Linked DNA regions of Homo sapiens: region 1 is linked to region 2. The links are chromatin loops, found by intact Hi-C in ENCODE. Cell type or tissue: B cell. All regions are shown on one strand. Each heading gives the region's core, and the rest is flanking DNA. Links, peaks and the distances in the headings are about the cores only. Region 1 overlaps POU2F1 (POU class 2 homeobox 1). Region 2 overlaps POU2F1 (POU class 2 homeobox 1).

What was found. Peaks named below come from ENCODE experiments on the same cell type or tissue, not always from the same donor. Only the 100,000 strongest peaks of a DNase experiment are listed, where the experiment ranks them.
Region 1: it touches region 2 in a loop (2.7-fold over the local background); 3 of 110 quality-filtered maps call a loop at or near these places.

The regions. Positions count from the first base shown.
Region 1 is chr1:167,263,069-167,273,748 of GRCh38, reverse strand. All of the region lies in intron 1 of POU2F1 (POU class 2 homeobox 1), which reads right to left. It overlaps LOC124900412 (a long non-coding RNA gene), which reads right to left. Exons shown (of 2, transcript XR_007066718.1): 2 at 1-10,680. Among named protein-coding and RNA genes, the nearest start is that of POU2F1, 48 kb to the right of the region's middle. RefSeq lists an enhancer at 9,371-9,460. In B cell, for the core only: CTCF peaks have their summits at 5,547 and 5,751 (motif pointing left); a DNase peak (open chromatin) is centred at 5,728.
Region 2 is chr1:167,323,896-167,334,575 of GRCh38, reverse strand. POU2F1 (POU class 2 homeobox 1) reads right to left here. Exons shown (of 16, transcript NM_002697.4): 2 at 2,041-2,106. Among named protein-coding and RNA genes, the nearest start is that of POU2F1, 110 kb to the right of the region's middle. RefSeq lists an enhancer at 4,767-6,859. In B cell, for the core only: no CTCF peak of the experiment used is centred there; DNase peaks (open chromatin) are centred at 3,487 and 5,605; H3K4me3 peaks cover 4,201 bases; H3K27ac peaks cover 4,498 bases.

The sequences.
Region 1 (10,680 bases), core at 864-8,863, 60 kb after region 2:
AGCTTTTCATACAGAAGCCTATGAGAGCTCCCAGTTACTTTCCCAACAACTGCCACACTTCTGCCAGACATAATAGGCAAGGCATAAAAGGTACTGGCCTGAGGCCAAGAGAAAGAAAATTCTTTGTGGCTAAAAGGGGCCCAGATACGTCTCAGGCTGCTGCTCCAGATGGGGCAAGTTGTAAGCCTTGGCAGCTTCCACGTGGTGGTAAGCCTGCGGGTGCACAGAGGGCAAGAGTTGAGGCTTGGGAGCTCCTGCCTAGATTTCAGAGGATGTATGGAAACTCCAGGCAGGACTCTGCTGCAGGAGCAGAGGCCTCATGCAAAACCTCTACGAGGGCAGTGTAGAGGGGAGTGGGGTTGGAGCCCCCACACACAGTCGCCACAGAGGCAGTGCCTACTGGAGCTGTGACAAGAGGGCCACCGTCCTCCAGACCCCAGAATGGTAGATCTACTGACGGCTTGTTCTGTGTACCTGGAAAAGCCACATGCACTCAACGACAGCCTGTAAAGACAGCCGAGGGGCTGTACCCTGTAGAGCCACAGGGGCAGAGATGCCTCAGGACCTGGGAGACCACCCCTTGCATCAGTGCTGCCCGGATATGAGACATAGAGTCAAAGATTATTTTGGAGCTTTAAGATTTAATGACTGCCCTGCTGGGTTTCGGACTTGCACAGGGCCTGTAGCCCCTGTCTTTTGGTTGATTTCTCCCTTTTGGAATGGGTGTGTTTACTCAATGCCTGTACCCGTGTTGTTATCTTGGAAGTAACTAACTTGTTTTTGATTTCACAGGCTCATAAGTGGAAGAGACTTGCCTTGTCTCAGATAAGACTTTGGATTGTGGACTTTTGAGTTAATGCTGAAATAAGATTCTGGGGGACTACTGAGAAGGGATGACTGTATTTTGCAATGTGAGAAGGACATGAGAGATTGGGGAGGGGCCAGGGCAGAATGATACGGTTTGGATTTGTGTCCCCACCCAAATCTCATGTCAAATTGTAATCCTCGATGTTGGATGAGGGGCCTGGAAGGAGGTGACTAGATCATGGGGGTAGTCTTCCCCCTTGCTGTTCTTGTAATAGTGAGTTCTCACAAGATCTGGTTGTTTAAAAGTGTGTAGCCCCTCCTACTTCTCTCTCTTCCTCCTGCTCTGGTCATAAAAGACCTGCTTGCTTCCCCTTCAGTTTCTGCCATGATTCTAAGTTTCTTGAGGCCTTCCCCCACCACGCTTGTACAGCCTGTGGAACTGTGAGCCAATTAAACCTCTTTTCTTTATAAATTACCCAGTCTCAGGAAGTTCTTTACAGCAATGCAAGAACTGACTAATACAGTTCTGAATATGGTTTTTTTTTTTTTTTGAAATCCTAATGTGTGGGAACATACTTACAAAACCAGAGTAAGAACATTCCCAGCCAAAAAAGGGGGCATTGTCAAAAAAAAAAAAAAAAGGTAATATTTACTATTTTGACATTTTTCAGAATGAAAACCATTCACCAAAAAAAGCATTTATTCCTGATAAGCAAATATAAGAATACAGAAAATGAATTTATTAATGGCAAGTATTCCTAGTCTTACAAAAAACTGTATACTGTTCATTCTAACATACTGCGGACATTCTTTTATTTCTGTGGACAGCAAACCTGTCGTGTAAAAAGTCAGAAAGTAAACATTTTAGTGTTTATGGGACACATGGTCTCTGCCACAACTATTCAACTCTGCTGTTGCAGCATAAAAGCAGCTATAGATATTACAGAGACAATGCATAAACAAATGGGTATGGTTATATCCCAATAAAAGTTTATGAATATTGATGTTTCAATTTCATATAATTATAATGTCATGAAATATTATGCTTTTTATTTTCCCCCACAAAAAAATGTAGAAATCATTCTTAGCTCAAGGGCCATACAAAAACAGAAAACACGAATTTGACCTGAGGACCATTGTTTGCCTATTCCTACATTATTTCCAATGTTTGTGGAAATAAAAATTTATAAATGTCTATAAAAATATTCTCTTTCTTGATGGTTCACTAATTCACCACTTCCAGTTCTAAGCCTTCCACAGAAACTCTCTGAGGTCCTCATTTCATCAGATTCCTTCCCTCCTTACACATCCCTCTCCCCAGGGCACAGCTTGAATGTTTTAAATCAAAATCTACTCATGTCAGAAAATAAGCCACCCATCTCAACTTTTTACACATCCTACTTCCTTGAAATACTGTAAAGCTCCAAATCTTTTCATGCTCAATCTTTGAATAAATATAGAAGTCTGACCAATCTTATTATGCCTTTTCTCTTTCAACCATCATTGAATTTTAATTCTCTACAATGAGACCCCTGTGAAGTCTTGGCAGTTCGGGTGTCTTGTTGAAAAGGCAAGTTTTAGTCACAAATACATTTAATGTTTAAAATCTCTCCATTAATTGTCCAAATGGCTTCTAAGGAAACTCAGGAAAAGAGTTTCAGTTTATTGTTTTAAATGGCTTCTCTCCCACTTTCCCAGTTAGGTGTTCTTTTTAATTTTTATTCTTTTTAAAATTTACTATTTGTCTAATGACTATTATTGTATTAATATTAGGATAATAACCGAAAATGTTTTAAGGACTTGATACCTCTTTAAATCTAAAGCCACAAGGTTCTAAAATGTTAAGTTATTTAAATAATTAAAACAATGCTAGCATAAATTCAACTTTTCACAATATTTGAAATGTGTTAACACTGGCTTGGAAAGGTACAATCACAAACCTGAAAAATGTCAAGAAATAATTCATTTCATAAAGTGACCCTGTATGTGGGGAACTGTATAAATGTGTAGTCTCTGCTGTAGAGCTTTCAGATTAGCATAGAGAAACATTCAGGAGTTAGTGAAAAACCATGTGGAAGGGGCAGAAATGTGCTGGGCAGGAGACGGAGCATTCAACAGAGAATGAAATTTCACTCTCCATCTCTCCCTATCCACAAACAAGTGTTTAAATGCACCCATATTAAAACTGTTCCCAGTAAATTCAGGATAACAGTAACAGCAAAAATGCCACAGTTCAGCAATCTGTGTTTGACTATGGAGTGATTTCTCCTGAAGACAGATGCCACCCCAAGGAACAAAAGCAGAAAAACAATCCAATGTATGACCAGAGGCAGAGGCAAAAGCAAGAAAATATTAGAACTACAAGTCTGACTCTCTGTCTGTCTCTCTCTCTCTGTCTCTTCTCTCTCTCCTCTGAGATTCCTGGCTACATCTTTAGAACATCCTACACAGACAACAGGAATGGTAATTTCCTACATAACACACAGCAAGAAGCTCTTTGCCTTTTATTTTGCTGCCAAGTACATAAACCAAAGGCTTCTTGCAGACTGCTGTACCCAAAAAAACAAAACAAGGAATACTTCCTGAAAAGCAATATTCAGGGTCCATAAAGAGTCAAAACATTTCCTCAAGTAGTTAACAGGCCTTTTTTTTTTAACTTCAGCTATGCTAGTCAGATTTTAATATAAGAAATTCTTAGGACCAAAAATGTTGAATGTGCTATGTATATTTATTTGAAGAACATATGGGGAAAAAAATAGGAATACTAAAAATTTCCTCATGAAATTTTCAAAATAAAATGTTACTACTGTTCCTACAAAGGAATTACTTCTTTAATCCCTTTAATGTTGTTTTTAACACCACTGAATCACCTCTATAATCCTAAAAGGGCAGACCCACAAACTCAGGGAGAGTTCAAGGTGGTCACTAAATGTTAAGTCACAAATTGCCCACCATTAGCTCAACGTCAGAAAAAAAAGAAAACATACGTTGTCCTAAGTTCGACTCTTACTCTTTTTTTTTTTTTTTTGAGACAGAGACTCACACTGTTGTCCAGGTTGGAGTGCAGTGGCGGGATCTCGGCTCACTGCAACCTCTGTCACCCAGGTTCAAGTGCTTCTCCTGTCTCAGCCTCCCAAATAGCTGGGATTTATAGGCATGTGCCACCACACCTGGCTAATTTTTGTATTTTTAGTAGAGACAAGGTTTCGCCATGTTGGCCAGGCTGGTCTCAAACTCCTAATCTCAGGTGATCTGCCCACCACGGCCTCCCAAAGTGCTGGGATTATAGGCGTGAGTCACCGCGCCCAACCCAACTCTTGCTCTTTACCATATTAAAATAACAGAGTTTTAATTTCAAAACAATACTAAAAAAGAAATACTATTCCTTCTCCTCCTTTGTCACTCTCTTTCCATCTCTCAGACATCCTTCAACTCTACCACAAACCACTTATTAACTGTCCGATTTCTTTCAAAGAATATAAATAAATAAAACCTTAGTCCCAATCTCCAGTCATCAGCTATTTATTCTTTGCTGTAAACTAAGGAGGTCTCTATTTCAATAGACTTGCTAACCTGACAATGTTTTTCTCAACGGTTAACAGTAGGCAAATACCTAGAACCATACACTCCTTTGCAAACGTAACTGACATTTGTCAGCATTATTAAAACAACTTTACAATTAGCAGGCTAATTTCAAGTTTGTAGAAAATGAAATTTCAATAATTTCTCACATTTTAAGTTTGGATCTACATAGGTTACTTCTTTTTTTTAATTTCCCACTTAAAGCTTGTTTGTTATTTCTCAGTTCAATCCCAATGAAAAGTAATGCAACACAACAAACCTACAGTAAAGCCATCTCCATGACACCAAAGAGCCAACATCCAATAAGTAGGAGCAGATTAGCAAGAATTTCTGATCATTACATGAACTGCTCTCAGCAATTAAATTTATTCCCACCTGCCTGTCTTGTTACACGGACAAAGGGAGGAAAAACTATAGTGAATGTAAATCAAAGTTATTACTTTAAAAATACAGGATTTTTAAGCTATAGGATTAAAAGACAGAGAATAGAGAACAACAACAGTAAAATCTCTGGATCTTTCCACTTGCCCTGGATTCCTGGGTTGCAGCTTCTCTAACAGCTCATTTTCCCTTCTTGTGAGGTTTTACTACTCGGTGTGCATTGCTCTCCACTTCCACTTCTACCCCTGTAGGTTTTTAAAAGGAGATAAAGCAACTGTATAAGAATGCCTAAAGACATCAAAGACCCAAAGCTTCACTGGTTGTGTGTGGCATAGGAGGAAGAGGAGGAAAACGTGAGGTAATGAGGATCTGCTGTATTTACCTTATGTGCAGGGCATGTGGACAACAATAGAAACCATGTAGGGTGCACTTTTGGTCAAAAAAGAACATGGCAGCCTAATGGGAGGCCTTTGTTCTTCAAAAGGGTCTCCTTTCCCCCTTTTGTGCTCCACTTAATTCATGGCATCTGAGCTGCTCTTGAACTTGACAGACTGAGAGAAAGAAAGGGGGAGTCAGACACACAAACAGAAAGGAAAATGAAAGACTTCAAAGAGAATTAATTTGAAAAAATTAGTTCTACTGCCAGTTTTTTGATGAAGTTTTGGAATTTTAAGGGAGTTGGAAAGTAATGAACTGCTGAAATAAATTTAATTTTCCCAGAAATTGTAATGAATAATAAAGTAGATAAATAAGGTATAAAATATAATTATATCCTAATAATTTGTTAGTAGATTTTTTCCTGCTACATGTATTTCTTGAAATAATAGTAAGAAAATGTCTGATATTCAACAGATTACATGAAAGATAACATTCTACAAGCAGAACCAATATCTAAGTGATTTCCCAGCTGAAGGGAATTTTACTTGAGTCACGCTGAAGAACACCACAAAACCACCAGCGCCACCTGCAGGGTAAACACAGATTAGCAGTTTACCACACTGGTATTTCAAAGCCCAAGATTTTAAAAAAGACACAGTAGGCCGGGCACGGTGGCTCACACCTGTAATCCCAGCACTTTGGGAGGCTCGAGGCAGGCAGATCATGAGGTCAGGAGATCAAGACCATCCTGGCTAACACAGTAAAACCCATCTCTACTAAAAATACCAAAAATTAGCCAGGCCTGGTGGCAGGCACCTGTAGTCCCAGCTACTAGGGAGGCTGAAGCAGGAGAATGGCATGAACCTGGGAGGCGGAGCTTGCAGTGAGTCAAGATCGCACCACTGCACTCCAGCCTGGGCAACAGAGCAACAAACACTCCATCTCAAAAAAAAAAAAAAAAAAAAAAAAAGACACAGTAACTGTGATACTTTCACAATGAAGAATTTTAAAATGTTTTAAAGCAGTAAATAACTTCAGATGAAGAACAATGCCCTAGGAATCTCTGGCCAATTTTAGGTATTTATTAATATAAAAACAGAACTGCAGAAAGATCGGTAGCTATGTACTAATACAAAGGACTGCTTCAAAATCTTAAAAGAGCTAGTTATAAGTAAGATCACTGTCTCACGGTTTTAGTTTTTTTTTCCTGATTGTAAAACATTACAATACAATCAAACAAGTCTGAAATATAGGAAACTATCCTATTCCCATTACATTTAGTATTTATTCCTCCAGGTCTCTCTTCTATGCATGTCTTGCATATATAGTTTGGTATCACATGCCATACCTACTACTTTTGTGGGTTTTTTTTTTCCTTTTTACAGCTTCCTTCCCCCCACCCCATTTAATATATTTGATAGCTCTTTTTATATCAGTACACATTATACCTTCATTTTTTGGTGGTGTATAGTATTTTACTTCAAGGATATACTAATGATTTGTGATCAATAATACTGATCACAATACTAATACTATTAATACAGGTATTGGGTTGTTTCTAATTTTTCCACTTTACAAACAAACCTCCAAGAAACAGCACTTTTCATATCTTTCCTTACTGGTGTAAAAATGTCTGTAAACAAATGGCTAGAGACAGAATTCCTAAGTGAAATAATATGAACATTTTGCGGTGTCTCACGCCGGTAATCCCAGTACTTTGGGAGACCAAGACAGGCAGATCATGAGGTCAGGAGATCAAGACCATCCTGGCCAACACGATATAACCCCATCTCTACTAAAAATACAAACATTAGCTGGGTGTGGTGGCACGTGCCTGTAATCCCAGCTACTTGGGAGGCTGAGGCAGAAGAACCGCTTGAACCCAGCAGGTGGAGATTGCAGTGAGCCAAGATCATGCTACTGCACCCCAGCCTGGCAACAGAGCGAGACTCCATCTCAAAAAAAAAAAAAAAAAAAATTAATAGTATTACCAAATTGTGCCAAAGTACCTTCCCAATATTATGTGACAGTGGCTGTTTCCCTTGATCCCAGACAACAATCTTTTAAATATTTGACATTCTGATACTGATTTTGTTTTAATAATTCTAGAACATCTGCACATACCTCTTCAAATTGAGATTATGACACACTTAATTACCGATGAAAAGATTTTGTAAAAGCACTACTTTTAAACCACCAATTATTATTTTATAGCCATATCTCAATTTCACCTTACAATAGAATTACTACCCAACCTGATTACACCCATCACAATGCATTCAGAAAGCACTGGATATTTCCAAATCCACCTTCGGAAGATAATTTGGTACCATTAAGGAGATTTAAAGGGTATGCTCCAGGTTTCAAAGGCAACTATAAAAAAGGCAGAACCTATGGCATGTGTTCATCTATGTAACAAACCTGCAGGTCCTGCACATGTATCCTGAAACTTAAAATAAATTTAAAAAAATGGCAGAATCATATAAATGCAAACTCTTCCCAAGAGAACTATTGTGAAGGTGGAGCTTTCAACTGGATTTCTGTGCATAAGCATGCAAGTGTGTCAGTTATATTTGTTTAAAAGTGCAACCATTCTAATCACACCTTGTATACACAACAAGTTGTAGAAGTATACAGGTCTGTGGATTTAACAGTGTAGCTGCAGGCTTAGCATTGACATAAATTGAAGCTTGAGTTTTAATACCTAAGGTAGGGTTTCTCAACCTAAGTACTACTGACATTTTGGACCAGATAATTCTTTGCAGAGAGGGGAGGAGACTGACTTTGTGCATTGCAGGATGTTTAGCAGCATAACTGGCCTCTAATCACTAGATGCCATGAGCACCATTCTTCAGGTTGTGACAATCAAAAATGTCTCCAGTCATTGCCAAATGTTGGGGGGTGGGGGAGGGTACGGCAAGAGACTGTCCCTATTTGAGAACCACAACCCTAAGAGTACTCCTCAAATGAGCTATATATATACATTTCACTACTGCATGCACTGTCTCATAAGTTTGATTTTTAAAAATATACAAATATTTTAAATACCTAAAAGAGTTATCAAATCTTCTTTAACCTTCACCACATGCTGCTGCCATTAGTGAATTTGGCAGCCATCTACATTGCTTGGTTTTAGACACAGGCTAAATCAATGACTCTGAATAACCTAATTACTAACTTAAATTACTAGCTAACAATGACATTTCATAATGGTTTAATAGAAGAAACGCTAAACTTGTGAGGCAAAAACTTAAGTTATCTTATCATTGTGAACTGTCCTGTTAATTCTATCTCTAAAATGTATCTTGAATCCCCTGCTTCTCTGCATCTTCCACAATCTTTGTCTCAGCCACCATCTCTCATCTAGACTCAGACCCTTTAAACTGTTCTCTCAGCTGCTACTCTAGACTCCACCAAGCTACTCATTCAACTAATACTTACTGAATGCCTGTTATATACAGCATTACACATCCTGAGAATAGATCAGTACAGGACTCTCTTACAAAATTCTTTATCCAGTGAAATTTACATTCTAGTATGAAAGTCAGAGAAAAATAAAGTAGGGAAGGACTGGCAGGGATGGGGTCTGGTATGGATTCACCAGTTGTATAAAGACCTGAAGGAGGTTAGGAAGTGAACTACATGGGTATCTGTGAGAAAAGCATCCTAGGCAAACGAGACAGCAAGTGTAAAGGCCCTGAGGTGGGAGCATGTCTCGGAGATTTACTCCGAGTAAAATGGGAAACCGTGGGAAGATCTGGAGCAGGAGAGACATGCTCTAACATTTTAAAGGAAAAAAACTGGTAACTGTCTAGAATAGGCTGTTGGTGTGAGTGCCTGGGCCATGATAAATTTTTTTAAAAAAATTTCTTAAGAAAAAAGATAAAAAAAGAATAGCTGTAGGGCTGGAAGGGTGGAAGCTGAGACTAGCTAATTCAAATGAGATTTATACCAGGGTGGAGACTGTGGAGATAAGAAGTGGCTGAATTTTGGATATATTATTAATCACAGTGATATTTTAAAAACACAAACTGGACTGTGTCACTCTTCAAAAGCCCTTCAATTGCCATTTTCTTTTCAATGTACTTTATATAAAATACAAAATCCAATATGGTCTAAAAGGCTCTATATGATCTGGTTCCTCCTTAACTCTCCAGGTTCATCTTACTCCTCAGTAATCAAAATATGTTCTGGCCACACTGACCTTTGAGGTCATCTAATACCCCAAATTCCTTTCCACTTGGGGGCCTTGGTGCATACTGCTCACTCTGCTTAGAATGCCCTTCTCCACTCTTTGCCCTACCTACATGCTCTCATATGTCAGTTCTCAGCTTAAAATTCATTTCCTCTTAATCACATGGGGCAGCATGAAAAAAGAAAAAAAAAAACACTTCCTTAAAGAGACCTTTCCTGACATACCACTATAAATTAGCTGTACTCCCTTTGCCCATTATCTTCTCTTAAAGTACCTCAAAGTACTTTTCCTTGATAGGACCCATCCAAGTTTGTAATTGCAACATTGGTTTACTATATATAGTGGTTAATATTTGTCTCTATAGACCATAAGGTATAAAGAGCAGAGATCACTTTTGTTTCACTTACCATCATAACCCAGGATTGGCCACAATACCTGGCACATAGCAATTACAAAAAATAACAAGTAATAGAAGAGCTTTCATCCCAGCTCTGCCACATATGACCTACTCACAGGTGTTCTCAAGATTTCAACATATCTTCCCTCCCTTTTATTCTTAAGACTCTATGAAGGTCACAAGAACTAGAGTAAATGAGACAAAGAAGTAGGAAATCACAAGGAGTCTTAAGAATAGTTTGTCTGAAACAGCCAGAGAGTAGAGTAGTAGGAGAGATGAATGAGGGAGGGCCTTGACTGTTGGGGTATGAAATCTGGACTTTATTCAGCAGCCAAATGGAGAGATACTGAAGGCTTTGAGTAGTAAAATATACCAATCGGAACTGTGTTTTTGGAAGTTTATATCTATCTGTGGTACATAACTCACTGAAGAGGCTAAATGCAAAAATCTGAATTAGAAGCCAACAGGTGAATAGGGCCTTTTTTTTTTTTGAGTCGGAGTTTCGCTCTTGTTGCCCAGGCTGGAGTGCAATGGCCCGATCTTGGCGCACTGCAACCTCTGCCTCCCGGGTTCAAGCAATTCTGTCTCAACCCCCTGAGTAGCTGGGATTACAGGCATATGCTACCACGCCCGGCTAATTTTTGCATTTTTAGTAGAAACAGGGTTTCATCATATTGGTCAGGCTGATCTCAAACTCCTGACCTCAGGTGATCCACTCGCCTCGGCCTCCCAAAGTGCTGGGATTACAGGCATGAGCCACCACACTCGGCCGACATGTTTTTTAAAATAGCTGGATATACAAAAACATATCTTTTCTTACATTTTCATTAATAAAGGTTTTTAGTGTTATTTGATAGCTACACTAAGCTTACATTTGTTTTAGTTATGTTTATAAAGAAAACAAAAAAGTGTTCCAACAATGGAAAACACTTTCATTTTC
Region 2 (10,680 bases), core at 1,660-9,659:
CATACACAATGTGTTGCTTAAATTTTCAGTTTTATTTTATTGCACTTCATGGGGAAACTTACATGTGGGCTGCGAATCCTAAACCTGACTTTATTTCCTGGCTGGTTTTGTGCCTCAATTTCCTATAATTTGAAATAATGGTATCTAACTTGTCAAAATAACTTAACTCGAAATCAGGTAATGCCCACAGAGTTCAAGACCAGCCGGCCAACATGGTGAAACCCTGTCTCTACTAAAAATACAAAAAATTAGCTGGGCATGGTGGCTGGCACCTGCAATCCCAGCTATTCCGGAGGCTGAGGCAGGAGAATCGCTTGAACCCAGGAGGCAGAGGTTGCAGTGAGCCGAGGTCGCACCATTGCACTCCCGCCTGGGAAACAAGAGCAAAATTCCATCTCAAAAAAAAAAAAAAAAAAAAAAAAAAGTGTTGTAGTTGCTCAATAAATGGTAACTGCTGAAACTGCTATTACAGTAGTAGCATTAAAGTAGATACAGGGATTTCCATGTAGTCTGATGTAATGGCTATTTTCAGTGTTTTCCAATCATTTGCTTATCTTCCCTTAGGGAAAAAAAAAGTATGTTTCTTCTTTGAAGCTGTTCTTTAGGCACAGGTGTCCTGCCCACTGCCCCACCCTCTAGTCTCTTAAGGGGATCAGCTGCCCTATTTCTCTCTGCAAACATTTCCCACACCTAAGCTAGGTGGCTGAAGCACCGGCACTGGCATAGGAACCAGTGCTGAACAAGAAAGAAAGATGGAGTCCAAACAGGGGACAGAGAAGTAACAAAAAGGAGACTGGCTGACAATTCAGACAGAATACAATGCTGCCCTTTCCCTTCTTAAGAGATACTACAGAAGTCTACTTGGCTAGCCTCAGTAAGAGTACTATGAAGTGTGTTAAATACAACAGGGGTGAACATGGAAGCCCCACAGCTCAGTTTCACATAAAGAGGTATGTACAGTTTAGAGATTAACATAAGCATCTCCAGGTATAGGAGAGTTTACAGCAAAAGACATACAGGCAGGAAAACTGCTACATTAGTCCAACTCAGCCATTTACCACAAATTAAGAGTGCCTCTCACTCTTACCATTGCCCATGGTTAAGCATTTTTAAAATGATAAGTCAAAAGGGATCCCTCTCTGCAAGCGAAAAACCTAGTTTTTAGAAGCAAGTACTTTCTGTTCATCCTTGCCCATAACTGTCTTCTTATTTGGTTTCATATTTTGATTTATACCTTTACCAGAAACCAGGGAAGTCCCTGTATCCTCTCTGGCAGATGATAAAGATACATAGTCTTACATCCTCTAAGCAATATACTGACTCAAGAGTATGAGCCGTGGAGACAAACCATCCTTTACAGATTTACCTTTCTCTCATGGGGCCTCAGTATTCTCATTTATATGATAATTTTCTCTTGATAAAAGGTTTAATGAAGTATAATTTTTTTAAATTACCAAATAAAAGAATGTATTAGAAATGGGTATGTGTCTATAACTACTTACTATCATAACTTTTAATATAATTTATAGCAAAGGTAGGGCAGATAAAATTTACTATTTTGATTAACATCTGTAAGAAAAAACATTTTACTGAATAGTTACTGTGTAGCTGGCATTTTGCTTAACATGCCACATATATCATCTCCTTTAATACTCACAATAACCTGAAATATATTATCCTCATTTTGTAATTGAATAAATTAAGTCTCAAAAAGATTGGGGAAATTGCCTAAAGTCACAAGCTAGTAAGTGGTAAACCCATATTTCATATCCAAAACTATCTGACCCAAAGGACAGTTTTCCTAACTTCTGCATAGTTTGTCTGATAGACAGAAGCAAAACAACGAAGCTGCCTGCAGAAGAAAGTTAAGTAATCTTAAACAAACATAATCCCTCCCAGTTCCTAAAGGACTGAATCATATTTGACAACTCAATACTCAAATTGGTCTGTATTTGCCAAATACAAGTCCTAGTTACATGGAAACTTTCTTCTTTGTGCTCTACTAGAGTTAATTAAAAAGCTAGATCAGAAAACTCTTACCTGTGTTGCCATCTCCACTCTCCATAGATGGTTTACTGGTTTCTGACGGATTGTTCATTCTTGAGTCTGCAATAAATCAGAGGAGAATAAGGTTTTTAAAAAACTGGGGATGGAGATGGGATTGAGGAGGCAAAACTGTGGCAGAGAAAAGGGTTAACTAATGTTATAGTCATATAGTTTAAGAAGACCCAGTGTATACATGTCTGGCTAAAATACTAGAAATTATAATAAAAGGTTATCTGGAAGAAATTCAAAATTCCCCAGACCCTGAAGGGATTCACAAATAAACTGTCTTTTTAAATAATTTTAAGATTCTTTAAAGAAAGACAGCAGAACTGTAACCTGAAGAAAATTAGAAAGCCTGATATGTAAAAGGAATAAATGCTTTTAACATGAAGTAAAACTGGAAAGGGGGGAAGCACCTCACATAATAAAATGTTATTCCCAAATAAAGTATCTTTTTCTATATGCAATGATATTCATTCATTATAACCAAAACAACCCACTGGTAATCTTGATAAAAGATGGGACAGTAACTCAACCTATGAACTAAAAGAAAACACGTCTAAGGTAAATTATCTCTAAATTTACTCCCCTCCCCAACCAAACTAAACAAGTCAAAGTGAGAACATATTAAATTCATACCTCAACTATAAACCAGCACAAGAAGTTGTACCGTAAGGCATAACAGATATAGCTAATAATTTCAAAACTGCATTACAACCACACCCACTTAAAGTAATACTACCTCAATATCCTAAATGAAACTGCTAATTTGAGTTTATCATTTCTGGGTTATCTACTTAATGAAGGTTTATTTCCACAGTAAAATGTTTTCATCAAGCAATATTAGGTATCCCAGAAAATACATTAAGAGAAGAGACAAGAACTCTGCTTTTCTTCTAAGTCTTTGAAAGGGTAAGAAACGGAATATACATAAATATATCTCTTATTCTACTACTGTAAACTCAAACTTAGAATATTTATGATCAAACAAGTTTACTGTCAAATAAGTTCTGCCTTTACCCACATTAACTTATTTAGTGGTTAAATAAGTTAAGAACCATTTAACTTTAGTTATTAACAGAGAACAAATATTTAAACTATACTGTTTTTGACCAAAGAGCACATTTTTTCATCTGCTTAAACATCTAACTAGAAAATCAAAACAATCACTAGACAGAATTCTCAACCATGTTCTTTACAGTCGAATTATCCCCATGCATAACAGATGAGAAAAAAAATCAGGAGTCTTTCTTTTATAAGTTTCATTTCCAACAAGAAGATGTGTAATAGCTTTTCCAATACAGTAAAAGTTTCTGTAACTGATGCTTGTCTTATGGGCTTAGGCAGTTCTGTCATAACTTTGGTTTGGTCTTCTAATGTTCAAAGGGTTAAAATTCATATGTTTGTGGTCATAAATGAGGGCAGTTCTACAACTTCCTTCTTCTCACTGTCCAGAGAAATTTAAATATCATCTGAAAGCATACTAAGGTTTGAAAGGAACAGGTGTACAACTTAGTGAAAAATCAGCTTTCTGAATGACAACCAAAATCTCATGAAAGTCAACAGAGATCACAACAAATGTAATAGAATATACCATTAGCATACATACTGCTCCATGCTTCCTTTAAATGAATTTTAAAGGAAAGTGGAAAAAATGATCAATCAGTTAACATTCATAAAAAGAGTAACAGTTTTCTCACATATGTGGGCACCGCAGAAATAAGCATAATTCTTAACAAGTCATGAGCCTGACTTTGTACAATTCATATTCTAATTTTCCCATCTATAAAGACTATGTCACAGGTATTTTAAGTGAATCATCTCAGATTCTTCTACTGAACTGTCAAGAGCTTCAAAAGCATTTAACAAAATTATCTCACATACACACAAAAATAAAACATTACTTCACATACACACAAAAATAAAATTGCACAATGGGAAGACTGTTTAAATAATACTTACTATTAACTGAAAGTAAGAGATGTAATTTCTACTTCTAAAATGATGTGTTAAAAATATTCCAAAAAGGTATTTTTCTTTCCTTTTTTTGAATTGTTAACTAAGTAAATGTCAAAGAGTAAATACAAGATTGAATTCCTGACATAAATTTGTTGTTTCTGTCATTCACTCTTTACATAGTGGCTTTTACTGTGCTGGGCAGATACTGCTACCCTGGGTTTAGGCCATGCCTTATGCATAAGAATTCAAACGTTTTCAGAAGTATCATTTTACTTTATCTTTGGCAACTATGAAGGTGACAGGAGCAGCTTTAATTTTCAAGTGCAGAAAATGACAATATAGGAAAAAAGTCATTTGCAAAAGTTTTAAATGTAAGATATCCAAGTCCCGGAGTTCATATCATTTAACTTTCCAGGTGACTAGAGTAACTAAAAAAGTCTCAATAATTCTGCATATAAACAGACATAACTCCACACAAAATATGACCACCATTAGCCACCATATATCTAAAAATCAAAGTGCCTTGATTTATTTGAAATCTTCATCACCAAAGATGGTTTTAACAAATTTAAGCTGGACATCTTCCACTCCAAAAGGCTTGCTGTTCTACAGAGAAAACTCTAAAAAGGTTTTCCAACATTTAAAGTTGTAGTTATCTAGAGTATATAGTTGATTTTAAAAAAATTAAAAAGAGGACTAATCCTAGCAAAAATTTGAAAAGTTAATAGTTTCTAAAATCTGGAAATCGATCAACAGATCTGTTGCAGCAACCAGTACAATTACCCTCTTTATTAACATTTATAAAAACTATTCTGCATTGTGACTCAACCTTATTTTTCACTGAGCATTTTGGTTTTTGTATAAGACGTTCTCATTAGGTATGAAAAACATTTTTATTAATATGTATATATTATATATGTACAGTTCTATGCCTTGTTTCAGATTTAAGATGTTTTTATAACTACATGAAATGTTCTCAATAGGAATTTCCAAAAAGCAAAAATATTCATTCGAGCTGAACTCTAAATTAACTGTATTTACTAACGATACCCTCTGAATCAGAAGAGCTAGTCACAGGGAGGGACCTACTGCAAATTCAAGTAAGCTTGTGCTTTGCAAATGCTTTCCTCCTTCCCTGCTCAGTCCAACTCTCCCCCTCCCCCGCCACAGGCTGCATATGCGATTAAGCATTTATGCATAGTCAACCCGACACACTCTATTTCCATATTAAAGCTTCTAAGAAAAGAACTGTGCTGGTACCCACCTAGAACATAGTCACTGCAGTCCAGCATTGCTGTGAAATCTTCTAGAGGAGCAGAGAGTCCAAACAAGGAAGAAACAGGTAGCAGTTTGGGGTGGGGAAAGAAGGTACTACTATTTCTAACAAATCTACAGTATGTTCTTAAGCGAAAAGAGGGGGGTTGCGTAGGGTGGAAAGTGGATTAAGGGGAAAAGCAAAATACAACTTCTGTTACACCATAGCAATCTTCAACTGAATAAGGAAACTTCAGTTGCTCAGAGGAGTTTTAGTCTCTCCTACCAGCTAGGACTGACATTGTCAAGGCAACTGAAGCATGAAAAAGTTCCTCTTTTTGTAATAAAATAGAAACAAAGATTGCAGCTGGCAGTTTCCATAATGAAGCTTAATCAGTATGCGCGTGATTAGGGCCTTATGCAAATCTCTCCTCGTTAGCACAGCAGCCAGCACTTTGAAGTCCATGAACAATTCATTTACAGAATATACTGAAAGCACTCCCTGCATAATTTAAATCGTTGCATAAATATTTATCAGGCTATTTGCATATTAATTGGCAGTGCATGAAGGGAAAAATTATCTCCTGAGTGCCAGCATAATAATTAGGAGGATAAAATGAGACTTCTTCCAATGGCCTGGCTTCTTGGACCTAACTGGAGATAGTACCAAGGGAGAAGGGAGGTACAGGAGACAGAGTTCTGTTAAAATGCCACTGAAATGACACGTACAAATTAGAAACAACCCTACAGACTTAAGCACCTTTAATCTTATTCCTGCTGGCAACAATGACTTCAGTAATAAGAGGATTTGCAAAAAGCTTTCTACACAATCCAAATAATCCCAAGGAAACAATTAGCAAGGTAGAAGCAGAACACAAGGCTGTCAAGATGGTGCTAGTCTACTGATAGGGAATTTTCCAATTCTTAACACACTTCCGTCAAGAGAAAGTCCCACTTTAAAACGAGGCAACAGTAAACCCAGAAGCAGTGCAAGGTGTATAAAGTATCTTAAAGAGTATAGAAATTCATTATCTACAAATCTTTTTATATTACCAAATTAACAGAATAGATTAGTTGAATGCTACATATTATGCAGTATCCTTCCCCCATGAAAATAAATCTCAAGTAGAAAGAAGACAGTTTGTTACTTAGAATCTCTATTGTCAAAGGGTGGGCCATGTAAATTGTGGAATTACTTGGTATTCTCAAGTATATTTCACTTAATGAACATACATACATATATATAATCCTTACTAAACTATATGTTTATTCAATTTAAAGTATATTTACAAGGTAAGTCATCAACCCAAAATTTTTTAGGCATTACAATGACAACAGCCTAATCATCACAGACAATTCAGGAGATTTATAAAATCTCCATGGAGTAATAAGCATTATTACCCCTTTCTTTCCTTATATATTATTAAAGTAAGGAAACTGAGGCACAGAGAACTAAAACACTTTATCCAATGTCACACTAGTAATTCGGAATCAGGATTTAAAACTAGAATTTTCTGATATCAGAATCTGTGCTCTTGGCTATTCCTATGCATTATGGATGAGTTAAACACGTAGGGAATTGCTGAGAGGTGGTAAAGCAGCAGACTGAATGGTTTGTTTTCCGTGTAGTGAAGAAACCAGTAAACGGCAGCAAAGACATTGTGTTTAAAAGTCAGGTGTGTACAGATACACAGAAGAGTGCACTAGATTTGAGGAGAGTTCTGAAAGGTGTCAGCCCATTAATAACTGTTTTTATTTAGAACTAGTCTTCAGGAAATGAAAGACAGATTTTAACAAGGGGCCTTTAAAAAGATTCCCTTGCAAGTCAGTAGAGGACCAAAAACCTTAAACTTTTGGATCAGCACTCTGCATTACCAGTTTTTCTGTTTTACTGAATCACAAAATGCTTATGAGGAGAGACTTTGGGGGAGAAACTTAACACAGCCATTTAATACCTGTAATACCTGTTTAAGTTCCTTCCTTCTTCGAGCCTTAATTTTATCACCTATAAAATGATGATATCCCTTTCATGAGGTTATTGTGAGATAAATGCTTTCATGCTTCTCAGACAAGAGCGTGGACTGGAGGAATGTGATGCAGTTGTGCCAGGGCAGACATCAAGTCACTGGATAAACATGTCCATCTTTTGAAAGCATCAATCTTATTTAATATTTCACACCACTTTGTATTAAAATAAGAATACATTATAGAAGAGAACACAAATTTCAAATGAGTTTTTAAGGTAGAATATGTTGGATTATACAAATTCTCCTTGGTGAGAAAAGATGAAAAGCAATGATGAATGTGACTAGATTACAGTAGATATCAATAAATGTTTATTTCCCTCCTCTTCCGCCTTTACGAAATTTAAAATTTATTATTTGCATTTATTATGGGATATTTCTGCAACTTACCATCTGCCCTTTTCTACTTTATGTAATAACATCTCTAAACTACCTTTCTACTGTGAGTGTGGTCTTTCATATATTAGCTAAGGATGACTTGCAGCCAGACAATCATTGCTAACAAAGGAGTGTGTCTGTACCCAACAGGAGCAGCACCTTCCTAGTGAAAGAGCCTCCTCCTCAGGCTAAGGGAGTCCCACAAGACCTGTAGCAGGGAGGCTATAGTTTACCAGCCCACACAGGCTACTATCTAGAGTGGGACCCCCCGCTTCCCCTCTACTGCAAAGCTCACCCAGAAAAAAAAGCTCACATTGCTACAGTGGGAAGGAAAGGCAAGAAAAGTCCCTTTCTACCACCCTTGACCTAGGTACCCTACTAATTTTAGAGGGGAAGTTTAAATACCAGGAGTTTGTCCAAGCCTCTACAGATGGATTGGGAGAGGGACTGTCACCGTCTCTTGCCTGTACTCCCCAACCATGGCACATTTATGTCCAAAAGAAGAAAATGACAGCTTTTCCCACAAAGTTCAAATGTCCATTTCACTTGGTCATCTGTCTGAAATAATAGCAAAGAATCAATTAGACTAAAACTTAACCTAGAAAGAACACCCGTTGTACAAAGGAAAATCATTTTTGAGAGGTTTGTGGGATTGTCAGTCATTCACACTTGAGCATGAATTAATCCAATCCCACTGCTTTCATTTAACACCTAGTTGAGGAGTTGATTGTAAGGCAATGGTTGTTTCTACTAGAGAAGAGGCCAATAAATGATAAAATAACTGATGTTTAGAGGACCTGGATTGGGGGTGGGGTAATGTGGGCAAAGGGTTCATAGAAGGTAGTAATAATAGGAAATAGTAGTAACATATGGAAGTATAAAAAGGAGCTGAAAGGGCAAATTCAAACTCATGTATTTCACAATTACGCCTAAAATGTAGCCTTTTTTTATTTTCTAAAAGAGGGGACAAACGCTCTTCCAGGACCCAGAATTCACGGTTAACACTACTAGTTTTTTTTTTTTTTTTGAGATGGAGTTTGCTCTTTTGCCCATGCTGGAGTGCAGTGGCACAATCTCAGCTTGCTACAACCTCTGCCTTCTAGTTTCAAGCGATTCTCCTGCCTCAGCCTCCCAAGTAGCTGGGATTACAGGCGCCTGCCACCAAGTCAGGCTAATTTTTGTATTTTTAGTAGAGACGGGTTTCACCATGTTGGCCAGGCTGGTCTCGAACTCCTGACCTCGTGATTCGCCCACCTTGGCCTCCCAAAGTGCTGGGATTACAGGCATGAGCCACCATGCCCAGCCGACACTACTAGTATTAAAATATTTTTATATTCATGATCTTATGGGCCAGTGTAGGTATCATTAGAAATGAAATTGAGGGCAATGACAACTAAATCACAAACTAGTGTTTTAAAACACACCTTTTATGTGAGAGTGAACTGAGATCGGCCTATATTCTACCTTACTAAATCATTAACATCCAGCCTGGTCATGTTCTATATGAATAGCCATTTGTACCCTCTATTCTGTACTGACCATATAACTAGTTGAACAAGCAGAAATGTCTGACTCAACAATTATTGCCTGTTACCTCCTTTCTATATCATGGGGGGTGTCTGCATCTTTTAGCACCACTGGTTTCACCCCAGCCAATCTCAACAGTACACCAATATCCTTTCCAACCTTCATCTCTTTTCCAATCTACCAATAATTTAGTGTCCTATTAACTTACTTACAGAAAACACTTAATGATATTTCAATTCTCTGTAATAAAAATACTTAGTACCTCAAGCATTATCAATAATTATTTACAAAAAAAGTCCAACAAACCCATCACACACATACAAACTAAAATAATTTTACTAATGCCCACCAAATATGAAACAACATTCCAGGACTTGAAAATTTGAGACTCAGAATCAAGTGATAGGTATTGGCACTGCCACCATTCTTGTCAACTACATCACAGACTATGTAAATGATACCCTCTAAGGTTGCATTATGGGGCTCTCAGTGTCCCCTCCCCCCACCAAAAATCTTTTAGAATAACTTAACGGAATGTCTATCATTTACTAAAAATCTAGATGGGCAGATACCATGAAAGACATGTACTTTATCAACGTGGCTATTAAGCACTGCCAAATAACAAGCAATCTGAAGGATAATCTTACTTCATAAAAAGTAAACTGAGGCCTAGTTAATGACCCTTAGGGTCACATAGCTACTAAACAGAGAGCCGAGGTATGGTGGGGGTTGGGGACTCAGGCACAATATGGAGGGCATGAGAGGAAGACAAGTAAAATAAAATATGTAAAAATTCTTATCCCATGAGACTGAGATCAGTAGTTGGTTGGCTGAACAAAATGGTCAACCTAAGTATCATAAACACAAGTACATAATGATTGTATTTTAACCCAAAGCATATAAATACACATTCATTCACCAATTTTTTTGGGCCAAAGCCTTTTGAGTTTGGATAAAAAACTCAAAAGATTTTTACGTTTTTCACTGAAAGTCACATTTTACATTGTACATATATGTATAGACTAAATACTAAAAACTCAAGAAAAGTTCCATAGAACAATGCTTCTTTCCAGGTATAAATGTATTGCGATGTGTTCTAGACTTCAACCTATTAAATTGACTTCATGTCTCATAGATTAAAAAACACTGCTTTAAAAGTGGGGCAAGAATTATATGACACATGAGGCAATCTGAGTCCATAATGCTTTTCTATTTTTTTAGAATAATTTATCCCTACTATTTTATAGCTCTCTTGCACACATCTAATTCAGTATTTTTTAGTAATTACCCTTTATCAAATCTTTCCAAAGCATTTAACTTAATTTTCACAGAAACATCATCTTTCTTTTTCTATTCTTTTCCTTGGTTTATATAGTTATTTAAATTGTGTAATTAGGCTGGGTGCGGTGACTAATGCCTGTAATCCCAACACTTTGGGAGTCCTAGGTAGGTGGATCACCTGAGCTCTGGAGTTCGAGATTAGCCTGGCCAA